Regions from separate parts of the Homo sapiens genome. Here region 2 is linked to region 1. A link is a loop called in an ENCODE intact Hi-C map of the cell type or tissue named here. Cell type or tissue: Calu3. All regions are shown on one strand. Each heading gives the region's core, and the rest is flanking DNA. Links, peaks and the distances in the headings are about the cores only.

The links. Hi-C counts contacts between places; a loop is a spot of excess contacts. Peaks named below come from ENCODE experiments on the same cell type or tissue, not always from the same donor. Only the 100,000 strongest peaks of a DNase experiment are listed, where the experiment ranks them.
Region 2: it touches region 1 in a loop (5-fold over the local background); 6 of 110 quality-filtered maps call a loop at or near these places.

The regions. Positions count from the first base shown.
Region 1 is chr5:145,904,396-145,913,303 of GRCh38, forward strand. It overlaps a transcript of GRXCR2 not described here. Among named protein-coding and RNA genes, the nearest start is that of SH3RF2, 28 kb to the right of the region's middle. In Calu3, for the core only: no CTCF peak of the experiment used is centred there; a DNase peak (open chromatin) is centred at 4,006.
Region 2 is chr5:145,977,730-145,985,056 of GRCh38, forward strand. The region is part of intron 2 of SH3RF2 (SH3 domain containing ring finger 2); the gene reads left to right. The region is part of intron 3 of LOC107986458 (a long non-coding RNA gene); the gene reads right to left. Among named protein-coding and RNA genes, the nearest start is that of SH3RF2, 45 kb to the left of the region's middle. RefSeq lists an enhancer at 1,617-1,911. In Calu3, for the core only: a CTCF peak has its summit at 3,215 (motif pointing left); DNase peaks (open chromatin) are centred at 1,772, 4,412 and 4,672.

The DNA of each region.
Region 1 (8,908 bases), core at 1,734-6,733:
CTATCTGTAAAATGAAAGACTTGGACTTGAAGTTTTTAACCTCTGACAATCTACGGTTCCTTAATGAGATGAACACCTTCCTAACCCACTGAGGAGGTAGGTTGCCTTCCTGCAGCCTGGACTTGGCTCTGGAGCCACCAGTTTTATTTGTCACACACAAATCCTCATACCCCTTCCTTGAGAATCTCTTCCCCTGCTCCGTGTGGTCCTGGCAGGAGCCAGAAGACCCCACAGTCACAGCCACAGTGATTGGTTCGGGGTTGGACAGAGTAAGTCAGATGCTGGCCTGATGTTTCTGTTACCTATTTTTGAGTATCACACTGCTCTAAAACCTAATGACTTTAAATGACAATCATTGTATTCCCTCTCATGGTTCTGCAGCTGGAGTTTCAGCCATCTAGAGGCTGGACCAGTTGCCTCCAGATGGGATGAGCCTCACATGCTCTGTTGGTGCTGGTAGCAGCTGAGGACTTAACTGGGGCTCTTGAAGGGCGCATGGTTCTTCTCCCCTCCGTGGCTTGGGCTTTTTAGGGTGTAACAGCTAGGTCCAAAAGGAAGCAGTCCAAACAAGCAAGTCCGCATGCACCGTGACTTATCCAGCTTCTGCTTACATCATGCTGGCTAAAGTCCTACTGGTCAAAACAAGTCACACATCCATGCTCAGAGCCACTGAGGGAGGGAACGACCCAAGAGAGTGATTACCAAAAAGCATGGTTCTTTGACTACCACCAATCAACCAATAAATTACTTTTTGTACTTACACAGTCACCAAAATACCCTTGACTGATATAGAGTCAATATTGGATCTGAATTCAATTCTTATCCTTACCACTTATCAGCTATGCAGCCCAAAAGTTGCCTAGCTTATCAGAGATTCTGTTTCTTTATCCTTAAAATAGAGATAATACCCAGTAATACTGTTCTGAAAAGTAAATAACATGTAAGGCCTGAAAACACTTTATAAATCCAAATGTGTGCTATACAAATAAACATACCACAGTGACGAAGAGAGAAACTGTAAGTTTAAGGCAATTTGGTTTGTTATTCATTCATTTTTATTAGAGATGTACTATGTACACAATATATTTTAACTGCCTGTATGGTGTAGAGGGGATGCCTAAGCCCTCAAAGAATTTAGAGTCCAATAGAGGAAATTGGTATTTACATATATAACATTAAACCAAGGCACCTTCAAAAATGCTGCTTCAAGAGAGGAAATAAAGTATTATGGAGAGAGATGGAGGGAATAAATAATTCCGAGTTGCATGGACGGGGTAGGAGAGGAATGAGGACATCTTCAAGAATGTGGCACTTAACCTGAGACATAAAGAGTGTGTTGGCTTTTATATGCATAGAGGAGGCAAAATGCATTCAGGAGAGCAGTCACTAAATGAACAAAGGCTGGGAGGCATATAGTAAGTGCTTAATAAGTGTTATAGATGTATGAATAAATAAATAAATGAATGAACAAATAGTGGTCCAAGAATAGCACATGGTCCAGCGTTTCCATAGCAAAGAGAATGTGGGAGTGCTTGGTGAGAGAGAAAACCAGAGGAATAGATTGGGGCTACATTATGATGAGTTTTGAATGCCAGACCAAGAATTTCAGCATTTATTTTAATCGGGAGCCATTGAGGATTCTGGGGCATAATAGTCACAAGATCATAACCATATTTTACAGAAATCACTCTGTTGGTAATGCAGGATGAGCCTGGTAATGGCACCTATGTATGTTTCTCCCTACAGAGGCACCCCTCCTTCCCTTCTCAGTCTGTGGAGTGTGGGTGGGCCTGATACCCCCACTCTCTCACTCTCCTCTGGGGATGATCAGATGATTCGACTGGCCAAGGGGAGTATTTCATTCCTCTGCATCACAGGGATTGGTCCAGGGATGGGCACCTGACTTGAGCCAGGCCAGTGAGATGGTGTCCTTGGACTTTAGGGGAAAATGTTAAAAAAAAAAAGGGGGGTGCTTATCTTCCCTCACTGGCATTGCTTATCCGATAGCATGTATGTCTGAAGTTGATGGGGACAATAAAAACCTGCCTGAGAATGAAGCTAACAGGAAAGAAATTAGAGACAGCAGAGAAAGGAAGTCCCTGACTGATGGCTTCATTTGAGTTCCTGGATAGAGCTGCCCTGAAAATAACATTTCCCTGAATTTCCAACAGCACTGGAAGTAATCCAATCACATTCCTTTCTGGCTTGAATTGCTTTTCTGCCTTTTTGTCATGGAATGATTCCTGATTAGATAGAGTTGGGCACTGTGTTAATCCCTAAACAGTCATTCACTCACCTAATAAATATGTTTCAGTGTCTGCCAGCTGCCAGCTACTCTTCCGGGCACTGGAAATAGAGTGCAAAAATAGACAAAAGTTCCTTCCCTCATGGAGCTTACATTTTAGTTGAAGTTGTGGGGGACAGACAATAAACAAAATCAGTGAGTTAAATGTATAGTATGCAAGATAGTGATCCGAAATGAAACAGGGGAGGGAACATGGAAGCAAGTTTGCAATTTTATATAAAGTTATCATGGGAGGCTTGGCTGAGAAGGGACTTGCAGTTGGTGAGGGGGTCAGCCTTGTGGAGAGGAAAAGCTTTCCAGCAAAGGGAACTTCTGTTGCCAAGGCAGGACCGTGCCTGGAAGGTCCGTGGAGCAGCAAGGAGGCCGGGGTGGCTAAGGCATAGAGGACAGGGGGTAGGTCAGATGAGATTAGAGTGATAATAGGGGAAGGTGGGGATCTTGGAAGCCTTTTTAAGAATTTGCCTTTCATCCTGAGAGACAGAAGCTATTGGGGAGTTTTGAGCAGAGGAGGGGCATGTACTGATGCAGATTTAAAACGATTGCCCTGGCGGAATGCAGTGGTTCACACCTGTAATCCCAGCACTTTGGGAGGCCAAGGCAGGAGGATCTTTTGAGGTCAGGAGTTTGAGACCAGCCTGGCCAACATGGGGAAACCCCATCTCTACTAAAAATACAAAAATTAGCCAGGCATGGTGGCGGGCAACTGTAAGCCCAGCTGCTTGGGAGGCCAAAGCAGGAGAATCGCTGGAACCCAGGAGGCGGAGGTTGCAGTGAGCTGAGATCGTGCCACTGCACTCCAGTCTGAGCGATGGAGTGAGACTCCCTCTCAAAAAAAAAAAAGTAATAATAATAATAAAATGATCGCTCTGGCTGCCACATCGAGTATAAAGAAGGGAGACCACAGAAACCAAGAGAGAGGGTGGTGACTCGGCCTGTGGTGGGAGAGATGGTCAGCCTCTGGATCTGTTTTGAAGGTAAAAGCCAATAGGAGTTCCTGGTGAATCCGACACGGGGTCCTGGAAGAAAGAGAGAAGTGTTGGGGAAGAAGAATAGGTATTGGGGACAGAGTGGTGGAGGAGCTAGGCATTTTTTACTTGAGCAACATTTTTGCTTGAGTGCCTCAAAGGATAGAGTTGTTATTAGCAGATGTGGGGAAGACAGACAGGAGCAAATTTAAGGATGAAGTTCCGGTGTTTGTTTCTATCATGTTAGATTTGAGGTGCCTGCTAGACTTCTAAGTGGAGACACGGAGTAGGTGGTTGAATATCAGAGTCTCACATTAAAAGAAAAGGTCTGGACTGCAGCTGTAAGTCTGCACCAACCTCAGAGAAAGATCAGAGGAAGCTCCAGCCTTACCAGTTCTATGAGGAAGATGCTCTAGCTGTTTTACCTCCCCAATGTCATGTCTTCTTTGTCCTATTTCCAACTGTAATTGCCTTGTAAGACAATGAGATGAGATGCACTGTCCTCCAATCTCAGAAGTCGATTCTAAATTCCGACAATCCTAACCAAAAAGACTATTTTTAAAAAACAGTTTTCAAGTTTAAAGTTCAGCTCTAGGAATCCAAGAGAACAGGAATGACCATGTACAAGAAAATAAAAGCAAACTCCCCAGGAACAAAGAGTCCTACCTATGAAGCCTCAAGAAAATCTGGAAATTCCTAGGATGTACACAAGGAGGAGCAAGGCAGGCAAAGAGAGTGATGCTGGGGCTGACAGGTGGCAGATGAGGTGTTGATTCAGAATCCTGGTGGGTTTCATCAGCTGATGAATACTGAAAGGCTCTGACAATTTTATTTCTGGCTTAAAATAGGAACTATGAATATGGAGGGATCTTTTAAATGTTAATAGAAGCAGTATTAAGGAAGAAAATTGGACCTATTGTTTTGCAAACAGCTGGATCTACTGAAGCAAATTCAGTGTGTATTTCTGAGGATTCCTTTCAAAATATGCTCAATTATAATAAGCAAAAACTCCAGGGATGCTCACTGTAGGAAAAGGACCCTGGGGATTTGGAATCAGAAGATCTGGCTTCCAGCTCCAGTTCTTTGGCAATCATTGACTTCTGAATGTCACATTCTAAAATGCAGATTCCAAGATTACTCAAGGCTGCTGGGAGGTAGAAGAAAGGCAATGTACGTAGTAATGACAGAGCTAAAAGCATTGAGGGCTACCACTGCAGGCACCGGGCTAGGTAACTGATGGGCACTGACCCAAGACTTCTGCATCTGGAAGATGCGGGTTAAGGTTGAGGACTTTGGAAGAAGATCTGGGTTCAAATCCCATCTCTGCCACTCATTTGCTGGGTGAGCTTAAGCAAATTATTCATCCTCTCTGTACTCAATCACCTCATCCACAAAATGGGGATGATAACACTTCTTGTCTTATTAAGGACATTATCAAAAAAATAAATGAGCTATTATATGTGAAGCACTTAACATAGTACACAGCACATCATACTCAACAACTATTGGCATTTATTGCTATTATATGTAATTCATAACAGGCTATGAGGCGCGCAGTCATTACTACTGCCATATTATAGCTGTTGAGTTAGAATGATCAAATAACTTGTCCCAAGCACTTAGCTGGTAAATAATAAACATCACTAGTAAATAGTAAAGAATGTAGAAGTGGTAATTATTTGTATTTTTGTATTTAGAAGGATTCGTCTATTTTCAGCTTCTGCTCATTCTGTTTCTCAGCTGAGATGCTATTAACTTCCATCTCTCTGCAGTTGCCTCTATCCAAGTATCCAGTTATCACTCACATGTCACACTTTCAGAGAAGACTTTCCTGACCATCAAACTAAAGCAGTCTCTATTGCCCCCCTCAGTGTAACTGCCTGTAATGTTACCCTGTTTTATATTCTTTACAGAAGGTATCCATTAGCTTGCTTGTTTGGTTGTGGTCTGTCTCCTCTCGCCAGAATATAAGCATGGACTTTGGCTTCTTCATCAATGCCTAGAATAGTGCCTGGCACATAGTAGATGCTCAATAATAGAATGATTACTGACTAGTAACAATTCTCTCACCACCTGTCTGAGCCTTCTGACCATGACCTCATTTTACTTCTCTTATAAATCCTTTTTAATCAATTAGTCTTTCTTCAGATCCATCAGAAAACAATCAAAAAGTTGGGATAAATATTGCTGATCTCTTGATTTATATATTCTACCCCCCGCCCTCACCCCTCGCTTCCCAATTCCTCTCTCCTGCACATTTACAAGGCTAACAGGACAGTACGATCAGACACGATTTCTCCTCTCCTGAAGGCTGGTGCTAAACTGTAAGGCTTAACGAGATTCCCATTGCTCTTACTCATTGGAACTGTCACGCTGTGGCTGAACCAATATTGGGAGTCATATTGTACATCGAAGTTCATTTTGTTCCCACGCTATTGTACCTGCAAGTGGAGTCTCTGTCACGTTTGTTTTAATACCAGGGTTCCAGAGGGAAAATGCCAACTGAATTCATTACTAAAATAAATTGAAACTACATGAGTAGGCTGAAATGGAAGAGATTTCTAAGACACTTTAACTTCTGAAACTCGGGGTCCAGTCATAAACGACAACCTCTGAAACACATGCCACCTCTCATTGGAAGCTAAGAGTCTCTTGGCCAGGACCAGAGACCAGTCTGACCTTTGCGAATCTGCATTACCCTTCCCCATTAACCAACAAAAAGGGACCTTCTTGCCCAGAGACTTTCTTTTTCCTTCTTCCCAGTAATTTCCCCACTGTTCATAAAAATAATGAGAGCATTAATAGTAATATAATTATATACCAACTGTTAACCTTTTAAAATGATTCATAATTATAATGAATAAGTATATACTTATAATAGTATAAGTATAGCTACTTCTACTTTGTATATACTTTCGTAGTACATATGATTACATACTATCCACTATTTCAATGTCTGAGATACAGTAGTGACACATAGCTGTACCTCCTATCTGCACTGTCATGGGGAAGACAACATAAAAGATATATAAATCAATGAATTATACATTGTGGTAAGTGCTATGAAGAAAACTCATACAGGGTTGAGACTGAAGGAGGAAATCTACTTTAGATGAAGCAGATAAGATTTAAGCTAAAATCAAAGGGTAGATAAGAAGGGGAACTATGTGAAGTGTGTGTGTGTGTGTGTGTGTACCCGTGCATGCACACACATGTGTGTACAACTACAGGCACATCCCCACTCTGTGGATGAGGACGCCAAGGCCCTGAAAAGTTAAATTTCTTGCCCAAGATCACTCCCATGTTATGAGGCAGGGCTTCTTTTGTATTTTTTTTTTTGGAAGCAAATTTAAATGTGTCATTTACTTTTATTTTCATTTTTAAAAAGGGGTTATATTATTTTTATTGAAAATACTTAATTGGCGAATTAAAATTTTATATGTTCAAGGTGTACAGCGTGATGATTTGGTATATGTTGTGTACTGATCACCACAAATTAATGAACACATCTATCAGCACCTCGAGTTAACATTTTAGGAACTAGTTTGGTCAAACTCTGAATTACACACCCTTTCCACAGTTCTATGCTGTTTCTTGCTTAAATCAGAGAAGATAGAGGACTGGTGCTTAGTCGGAGAAAGAGGTCAGGTGTCACGGTCTGGCGTCCCCTGTGCATTGCAGTGATGGCTGAGCAAGGTTCCCAGGGCAGCTGCAGTTGCAGCTATGGGTCTGCAGAGTGGAAAAGGCTCTTGCTCTGCCACAGAGGGAGAAGGGGTGAAAGGTACTGAAATGAAAGGAAAGCATCAAAGCCGAGAACACTACTTGTAGAAAATGTGGCTGACAAGTGGTCCAAGAAAATATCTAGGAGATGAAAACTTTGGAAGAACTGACCCGAAGCCAAGACAGATGAACTTGAGTCCCCAAATTCACACTTCCTTTGGGTCCACTGAGCAGGTGGAACTCAGATATTGGTCAAAGTCCATTTCTGAAATCCCCTTCAGATCCCATAGCCAGATTACTTTTCCCATTTCCTCCTTTAATTCGTTCAGAAGGGACACATAGAATGTATTCTACTCCTGGCACTGACAGCACAAAGAGAATGAAGTGGCCAGTGACTGGCCTCCTCTAAATAGGTTCATCTGACCAGGCGCTGTGGCTCACACCTGTAATCCCAACAGTTTGGGAAGCCAATTTGGAAGGATCACTTGAGTCTAGAAGTTCGAGACTAGCCTGGGAAACATAGTGAGACCCCATCTGTACAAAAAATACAACAACAAAAAAATTAGCCCAGTATGGTGGCACACACCTGTGGTCACAGCTACTCAGGTAGCTGAGGTGAGAGGATTACATGAGCCCAGGAGATCGAAGCTGCAGTGAGCTGTGATTGTGCCACTGCACTCCATCCTGAGAGACAGAGTGAGACCCTATCTCAAAAATAGGGTGTCACCTGACACCCAGAAGGCAATCAGCCCTGATGAGTTCCCAGGCACTGAGTGCCAGCTTTGCTCCAGGTGTTCTGCCAGTGCTGGGCGGACAAAGGTCATAATATCATTTCACCCCACAGAGCCCAGAGTCCAGTGGAGAATACAGTGGGTCAATCAGCAGTTACAGCTTGTGGGGCAGGAGCTGTGGGAGAGGGAGGTTCGGGAGGCCATGAGAGCTAAAAAGGGGGTTCTTAGCCCTGACCAGAGATCAGGAAGGCTTCCTGGATGAAATGACCCCTCTTTCATTCATTCAGCAAATAACTACAGTACCCCTGTTATATGCCAGCCACTGCTCTGGGTGCTGGAGTTACAGCAATGAGCAACAAAACCCCTGCCCTCGTGGAGCTGACATCCCAGGGGCAGGGGAAAGACCACACACAGATACGTAATAAGCAAATAAATAGTGTAAACAATTTGATAGATGGTGGTAAGTGTTTTGAAGAACACAAAACAAAGCGAAGGAGAGTGACAGACAGAGCAGGAGAGCTACTGTGGAGTGGGTGGGCAGTGGAGACGCCACAGAAGAGCTCTAAATAGCAAGATGAGGCCTATGAAGAGGAGGTATGAGGCGGAGTCCTGTGGAAAGGCCTAAGGTGGCACCAGCCTGGCCTTGTCAACTGTAGGAAGGCCAGTGTGACCTGAGTAAAGTGACCAGTCACTCACCAAGGGCAGCTTGGACAAGCAGAGATGAACTCAGAGACAGAAGTAGGGCCAGCTCATGCGGGCCTGGTATAGGTTTTGGATTTAATCCACAGTGCAATGGAAATCCATTGAAAGGTTTTAAGGAGGATATGGAAACGCTCTGATTTACATTTTTAAACAGTAACCCTGGTCAAATGGATTGTTGAGTGCATAGATTGTTAGCATCTATCCTTTTTAAACAAATTTTTATTTCAGAGTAATTTTAGATTTACAGAAAAGTGACAAAAGTAGTACAGTAGAGACTTCCCATGCCCCTCACCCAATTCCTGCCATCGTTAACATCTACATGGTACATTCATCATAACTGCAACATTAATGTGGGTAGATTACCACCAACCAAAAGACAAACTGTGGACTTCACCTGTTTTTCTACTAATGTCCTTTTTTGGTTCCAGGATCCAACTCAGGATAGCACATTGCATTTAGACCCATGGTCTTCCAAATAGTTTTTC
Region 2 (7,327 bases), core at 460-5,459, 72 kb after region 1:
CTCACATTTAGCCTTCCCAAGAAGCAGCTTGAGATAGGCTCTAATGCTACATACACATATACCTCAAGAACAGACATTCTGACTGCCTTGTTCCCTAACGTAGCTCCTGTATCTAGAACAGTTTTGGCACACACAGGCACTCAGTAAATTTTGTGGACTGATTGACCCCTGTTTCACAGATGCAGAAACTATGTGTCAAAGAAGTTAAATGACTTGCTTAAGGTCACACAGATAGAAAGTTTAGATGGGATTTGAAAGCAAATCACTGACTCTAAAACCCTTATTCTTTCCAAATTAACATCCTGTCATTCATAAGCATTTATTGAGATTCTTACACACTAATTCTGTGCTCTGGAACATAGGGCCAGAAAGATTTGTAAGATTTGGTTCCTACTCTCAAGAAACTGGGATTCCGATTATCTGCAAAAAATCATATTCCTGAAATCAGATTCCCTAAATGAAAGCAAGTCCATATGGTATAAGCCCTTGGTACATTTTAAGCCGAGGATACCTTTCCTACCTCCCAAACCTAAGATTATAAGAGTGGCCACCAGAGCCCTCACCCTGGTCTATTTCCTTCTACAACACTGGCCAGCACATTCATAGAACCTGGTTGCAGAGATAAGTCAAATCACTGCAAACTTGGGATGGCCAACGCCCCATCCTAGCTTCTCTAGATTCCTTTGCAGGGATGTCCACAGGGTGCTTTTATATATGTCTTCATGCCCTCCTGCTTCGTCTACTCTTCATGCCCCATCTAAGTGTTTTTGAAAAATGAAATACTTAAGTTAGAAAACCAGACTTAGCAAGTTGTACTTCCAAAAGCAGCAATCATTTCAGTAAATAAACATTTTCTGATTGAGAACATTAATTCAGGGTTTACCTCATTTTCCTTCCTGGTTTTGTTTTCTACAATATTTAGGAGGCAGGAGTTAGTTAGGAGGGTGGTTTTAAGGAAAAAAAAAAAAAGAAAAAAAACACCTCTAAATTCATTAGTTGAATTCCACCAGACTGTGTGAACAATCTCATAATAATCCTACATCAATACGAGAGAAGTTGTAACTAGTTCACTTAGGGTAATTATAGGGCAGGTTTCTGCCAGGTTTTAAAGATAGACTTTGAAATCTTCCTTTTTTTCATTTGCCTCCTGCTGTGTGTGGGGAGAGGCCCTGGCTCCTGGGATATCTGCCAGAGCTAAATGGGGGCCAACTGGAGAAACAGGCACCAAGATTGGGTTCCTGTTTTCCTGTGCTCATACTTCTGGGAACACAGATATCCTACCAAATGGTCACCTGTGAAAAACTCAGGGCCTAGAATCTAAATTCTGTTGGAAAAGAACTGATTAAAGTCCTGGCCCTAAGTAAGATTATGGCAAGGTTTATAGCACAAAATTTCTGATTTTGCGCTAGAACAATAGTTCCCAAAGTGTGGTCCCCAGACCAGCAGGATTACCATCACCTGGGGGAACTGGCTAGAAACACAAATTCTTGGGCCCCACCCCAGACCTACTACAGAAGAAACTCTTGGGGTAGGGCCCAGCAATTTATTGCAACAAGCCCTCCAAGTGATTCCAATGCACCCTAAAAATCTGAGAATCAGTGTCAAGGGACATGATGTTAAACAGCCTTTCCAGGAGATAAGAGTTACTTTTAAAGAGGGATTTGTTCAAACAAAGCATATCTACAAATATCCAAACAAGACCTTTGGAATTAGCTAGAACTAGGCTCTGCCACTCACCAGCCATGGGGCCTCAGATAAGTTATCTTACTGCTCTAAGTAGTGGTGTGCTGGTAAATGTTTAACAAGCAGCTCTGTGGGGGAAATGGGTTCGCTCATTTTCATGGCAGAAATACCCCATCATGGCTACTTTCAAACTATCAACATGATGTCGGCCAACTCAAAAAACTTTTGAAAATTTAACAATTGGCTTTCACAAGCCCATGGAAGCTGGCTCCAGCACACCATTGTCTCTAAGACTCAATTTCCTTATCTGTCAAATGGATGAATAATAGCGTTTACCTCATAGGGATTGTTGGAAGGTTGAAGTGAGAAAATGATAGTGGACTTTTATTGAGTATTTATATCTATCCACCAGGCACTTACTATGCATTATTCACTGACTTCTCAAAACCATACAATAGGTACTGATATTCCTTCCATTTTATACATGAGGAAGTTGAGCTGAAGTAACTAGTCCAAAGTGATACAGTAGCAAGTGGGAGAACCTGAATTTATTCCAGAGCCCGTGAGGTGACAGAGACATTAGCCCAATGCTCAGCACGGGGCAATGCTCAGTAATTGGGAGCTATTATCATAAGATAAATAAACTTCTGAAACGTGCCCTACTTTGGAAGTAGGGATGAACAGTTTGTGTTGGATGAAACCTCTCAGCCCCAGAAGACACATACATTTTCTTCTAGGAGAAAGGCCAGGGTACCTGATGGGAGGACCAGCTGTTGATTATTCATAGTAACAAACGACAAGAGTTGAAGCTAATTGACACCCACACGTAACGAGGCAGTTGTAAGTTCCTCCCCTCCCCAAATTAATTAGGTGTATGTTTTTCCAGGCTTTATCTTTGTGTACACATACACATATGTATTTTGTATTAGATCAGGGTGTACATATTTTTTTGCAAATTGCTTTTCTTTTTAACCTGAGACTAGATCATGAATCTTTCCCATGACAGTCCACCCCAATCTATCTCATTCTCTCTAAAGCTGCTTAGCATTCCACAGTAGTTACTTGCTATCATTTATTTAATCCACAACAGAAGGATACTTAGGCTATTTCTAATTCTTCACTATTATAAATGATCCTGCACTTCACAATCTTTTACATAGATTCTAGCATATGTCTATGGGAGAAATTCCTAAAACTAGGATTTTTAGGATTTGTAAGGCAAAGAAAACACGTAATGTAAATCTTGACCAATGTACCTAGTTACTCCTCACTGTGAAATTTTAAGCTCCCAATATTCAAGGAAGGTGCCTTTTTGCCCATACTCTTACACCAACATTAGGATTACTCTGATGATTTGATTTTTCAAACTTATTATAAGTATTTCTAAATATAAAAATAGAGAAAATAATAATAATGAATGCTTATATACCTATCGCCCAGCCTCCACAATTATCAACATAAGGTCAATCTTATTGCATCTATATCCCATTCACTTCCTCCCCCTACTGGATGAAACTGAGGCAAAGTCCACACATCATACTCTTTCATTGGTAAATATGTCAGGAGCTGCCTCTAGAAAATGAAGATTCTATTTTTTAGCATAACCTCAACATCATTATCACATCTAAACATTTCTTGATGTCATCGCATATGCAGTCAGTGTCTAAATTTCCTCAATTTTTTTTCTTTTTTCTTTTTTTGAGGCAGGGTCTTGCTTTGTCACCCAGGCTGGAGTGCAGTGGCATGATTATAGCTCACTGCAGCCTTGACTTCCTGAGCTCAGGTGATCCTCCCACCTCAGCCTCCCAATTAGCTAACACTACAAGCATATGCCACTACACCCAGCTAATTTTTTTGGCTATTTTTTGTAGAGACAGGGTCTCACCATGTTGCCCAGGCTGGTCTTGAATTCCTGGGTTTAAGTGATCCTCCCACCTGAGTCTCCCAAAGTACTGGAATTGCAGGCATGAGCCACTGCACCCAGACAGTCTCATAATTTTTTGATGGTTTGTTTGAATCAGGATTCACCAAGATCCACACATTGCAGTTGGCTGATAAACTTCCTAAATCTCTTAAGCTCTAGGTTCCCCCACACGCACACCTCCTCTTCCTTTTTCCCATGCAGTTTATTTATTAGAGAGATTGGGTCATTTGCCTCGTAGTTTCCCACTTTCTGAGTTTTTCCTATTGCATCCCTGTGTTGTCATTTAACATGTTCACCAGTCTCTGTGTTTCTTGTAAGTGATAGTTAGATCTTGAACTATGCTGTCTAACACAGTAGACACTAGCCACATGCAGCTCTTCAAATTTAAATAATTAAAAGTAAATAGAATTTGAAATTCAGTTCCTCAGTCACACTAGCACATGGCACATGTTCAATAACCACAGATGGGCAGTGGCTGCTGTATTGGACAGCATAGAATAGCACATTTCCACCATGGCAGATAGTTTTATTGAGCAGCAGTGCTTCTAGAGGCATCACAGGATCCTCTGATAATTGTTAAATTATTTTTTCTCATATGCACTCAAGAACAAAGCTGAACACCCTGAAATCTGCATTACTAGTCTATATTGCAGGCTTACATAATGTAAGGGAAGTAACTAATGTGTGGTAGACTCTACTTCTGCCTGTTTTAAGTGGCAGTGGCTGTGTTTACAGAAGATGATTAAGTATTTGCATGAGTGCCTCAGGTATGTATGACATTCTGTGGTGACAAAAGGTCAGCAGCTCCCCAGCATGCAAAGCAGCCCGACCCTTTCCTAGCCTCCTAGGAGGAAAATTGAGGGAATTCATGCTAATCCATAAGGCTCAGTCCTGCAGTGATTATAGGACATGCTGGTTCCAGGATATTCATAAACATTCATCCTCTCATCAAGATGCAGGTGCTCCTGGAGGCTTCTTCCTGACTATGTCTTTGTCTTGGCATGCATGTAATGAGCACATTTCATAGCACACCAAACAGGTTTCTCAGCTTGCTTCTGTGACACTTGGCAAAGCCGAGGATCCATGTCGAGAGGAGGCAAGCACTTGCACCCAGCCCACAGAGAAGTCTGGCTGACCATGCACTCTAGCAGGAGCCTCCCCTGGTTCTTGAAAACCTTAACCAATCTATGAAGAAATTGATATTTGGGGGTTCTGGTAGGACATATTTGGAAACTTTGAAATTAGGAGACTATCATTCATGGATTCATTCCTTCTCACAATACTTATTGGGCCAGACACTGCACTAGGCACTGAGATCAGTGGTGGGCTGGGTAGAAGTTTCTGTCCTCACAAAGTTTACAGTCAGTGAAGGAGGCAGATAAATAAGCAAGCCACTTCAACACCACTGGTCAAATTCCACCATGAGAGCATGTGAGAGCATCATAAAAGCACATGGAAACCTGACCCTGACATGGACATTCAGGAATGTGATATTTAAGCTGAGACCTAAAAGATAAGTAGCGATTGGGCAGGAGAGGGAGAGGGTGGAGTGTAGAAAGAATATTCTTAAGACCTATTCTAGATCTTAAGAATTCTAGATCCACCAAATAGGCATAATAATACCCCGCAATGTCATGATTAGAGCCCAGTGACATAGCAGATGCAAAAGAATACACTGTATCCTAAAATCCCAGTTGTAGAAAGGCAATGGTGCTAGCCAGAAGCAGTCTTTCACTCTGGAGCAAGTGTGAATTAGAGAGCTATGTAGTGGTGTTTTGGAGCCAGCTTCTACCAGCTCTTAGCAGGCAATAGGGCACATCTCTTCCCAACTTCACATTCAGCAATGTCTGTTGGTAGCCAAAATAGGAGTATTTATACCAGGGAAATTGGCAAATGCTACAAACCAGAGCCTTTTTTTTTTTTTTTTTGAGAGCTGACTTACCAGCATTTACTGAGTGAGGGCGAAAACCAGCATTTACTGAGTGAGGGTGAAAGCAATGAGAAGAGTAGAACCCCCCAGGCAGTAGTTATTAAGGAATGTCCACCCACAACAAAAACAAGAAAGTCTTTGGCATTATTTTCAAAAGAGTGACCATATAACTCTTTCTGCCATTTGTAACAGGCCCACCCAAATCCTCAGGGATGAAAAGAGGAAGACTCCTTCATGCCAATTCATTCCCAGACAAGCCAGATGAGTGTCAATGACACCCAGCTCATGGAAATGAGATTGGAGCCTCTCAGATCAACAGCTGCTGAGAGCTGCTTTCTTTGGCTCATGAGGCCAGCGATAAATTGGGTTTCAATGTTCTGAATAGGCAGAAAAAGATACCTCCTTGCTCTCTCCTGTTCCCTTTGCTGGAGCTGCCAGCTGGCACTTTTTGTCACTCATCATGGTTGCCTGCAGTGGTGATTATACACTCAGTACAGAGGGCATGTTGGAAAGAAAAAGTCTTCAATAAGCGAGAGTCTCCAAGGCAAGTACCCACTGGAAAAACTGGGATGTAGATATAGCTCAAGGCATGTTTTAAATAATGGAGCCTTTTTAAAGGATGGCCTAGAAAAATACTATATTTATCTTTGGCTAGCATGCTTGGATACTCCCCAATCTTGGGGAAATAACTAGTTGGGTATGTTGGAGTTCTTTTGTTAAGAGTAGCATTGACTAAATACCAAAGTTTGGGTTGGGTTTAACTGGCATAGTGTGATTTAATATTCATTTATTGATTTACTCTTCCATTTGTTTGTTTAACAAATAAATGAGTGCTTACTAGATGCTACTAGAATATAAGTCCCATAAAGGCAGGTATTGTGTATGTCTCATTTATTGTAGGCACTCAGTACTTTTTTGTTGAATGAATGAGTAGACGTAGCAAGTATAAAGATGAATAAGTCATACAGCCTGCTGCTACAGAGCTCACAATCTGGTGTGCAGACAGACAAGTAAAACAGCAGTTGCAACACAGGGTGATGAGTGTTATGATAGGGGAAGTATAGGGTGCAATGGCTTACAAAAGAGGAAGACCCAACCCAGGCTTTGGGGAAGGAGATAGGAAAGGCTTTCTGAAGATAAAGATACAAAAGACTCAGCGAACAATGCCAAAGATATTGGCACCTATGTGGATAAAACCTTATGGAAAAGAGAACTGTCACTTATTCCGCCATATCTCATATTCCTAAGGAAGACTTTTGGCTCTATCTCAGAGTGAAAAATGATTGCAAATAACTTCTATAACTTACCCATCAGTGATCTTTCCCATTTCTTGGAGACTTTCAGGAGGTTTCCCTAAGTTCAGACTTTTTGTTGAAAGAAATGACCTTATGTCCAGTGGACAAATGGTGTGTGAGTCTTTAGCACCCCTCTGATGCACAGCCACTCGCTCCTTCCATGAAGTTCAGCTCTATAGGCAGGCAGGGCACTTCTTCTCCAAGGTCATGTCTATTTCACTTGGTATAAATGAGAAGAATGCTCTGAATTTTTATTTGAAAGAGGCAAACTTCAGATTTGCAGAAGGTCTTGGTGATTAAAAATCTTGGCTTCAGCTGGGCATGGTGGCTCATGCCTGTAATCCCAGCACTTTAGGAGGCAGAGGCAGGAGAATGGCTTGAGCCCAGAGTTCAAGACCAGCCTGGGCAACATAGCAAGACCCAGTCTCTCCTAAAAATTAAAAAATTAGCTGAGCATGGTGGCACATGCCTATAGCCCCAGCTATTTGGGAGGCC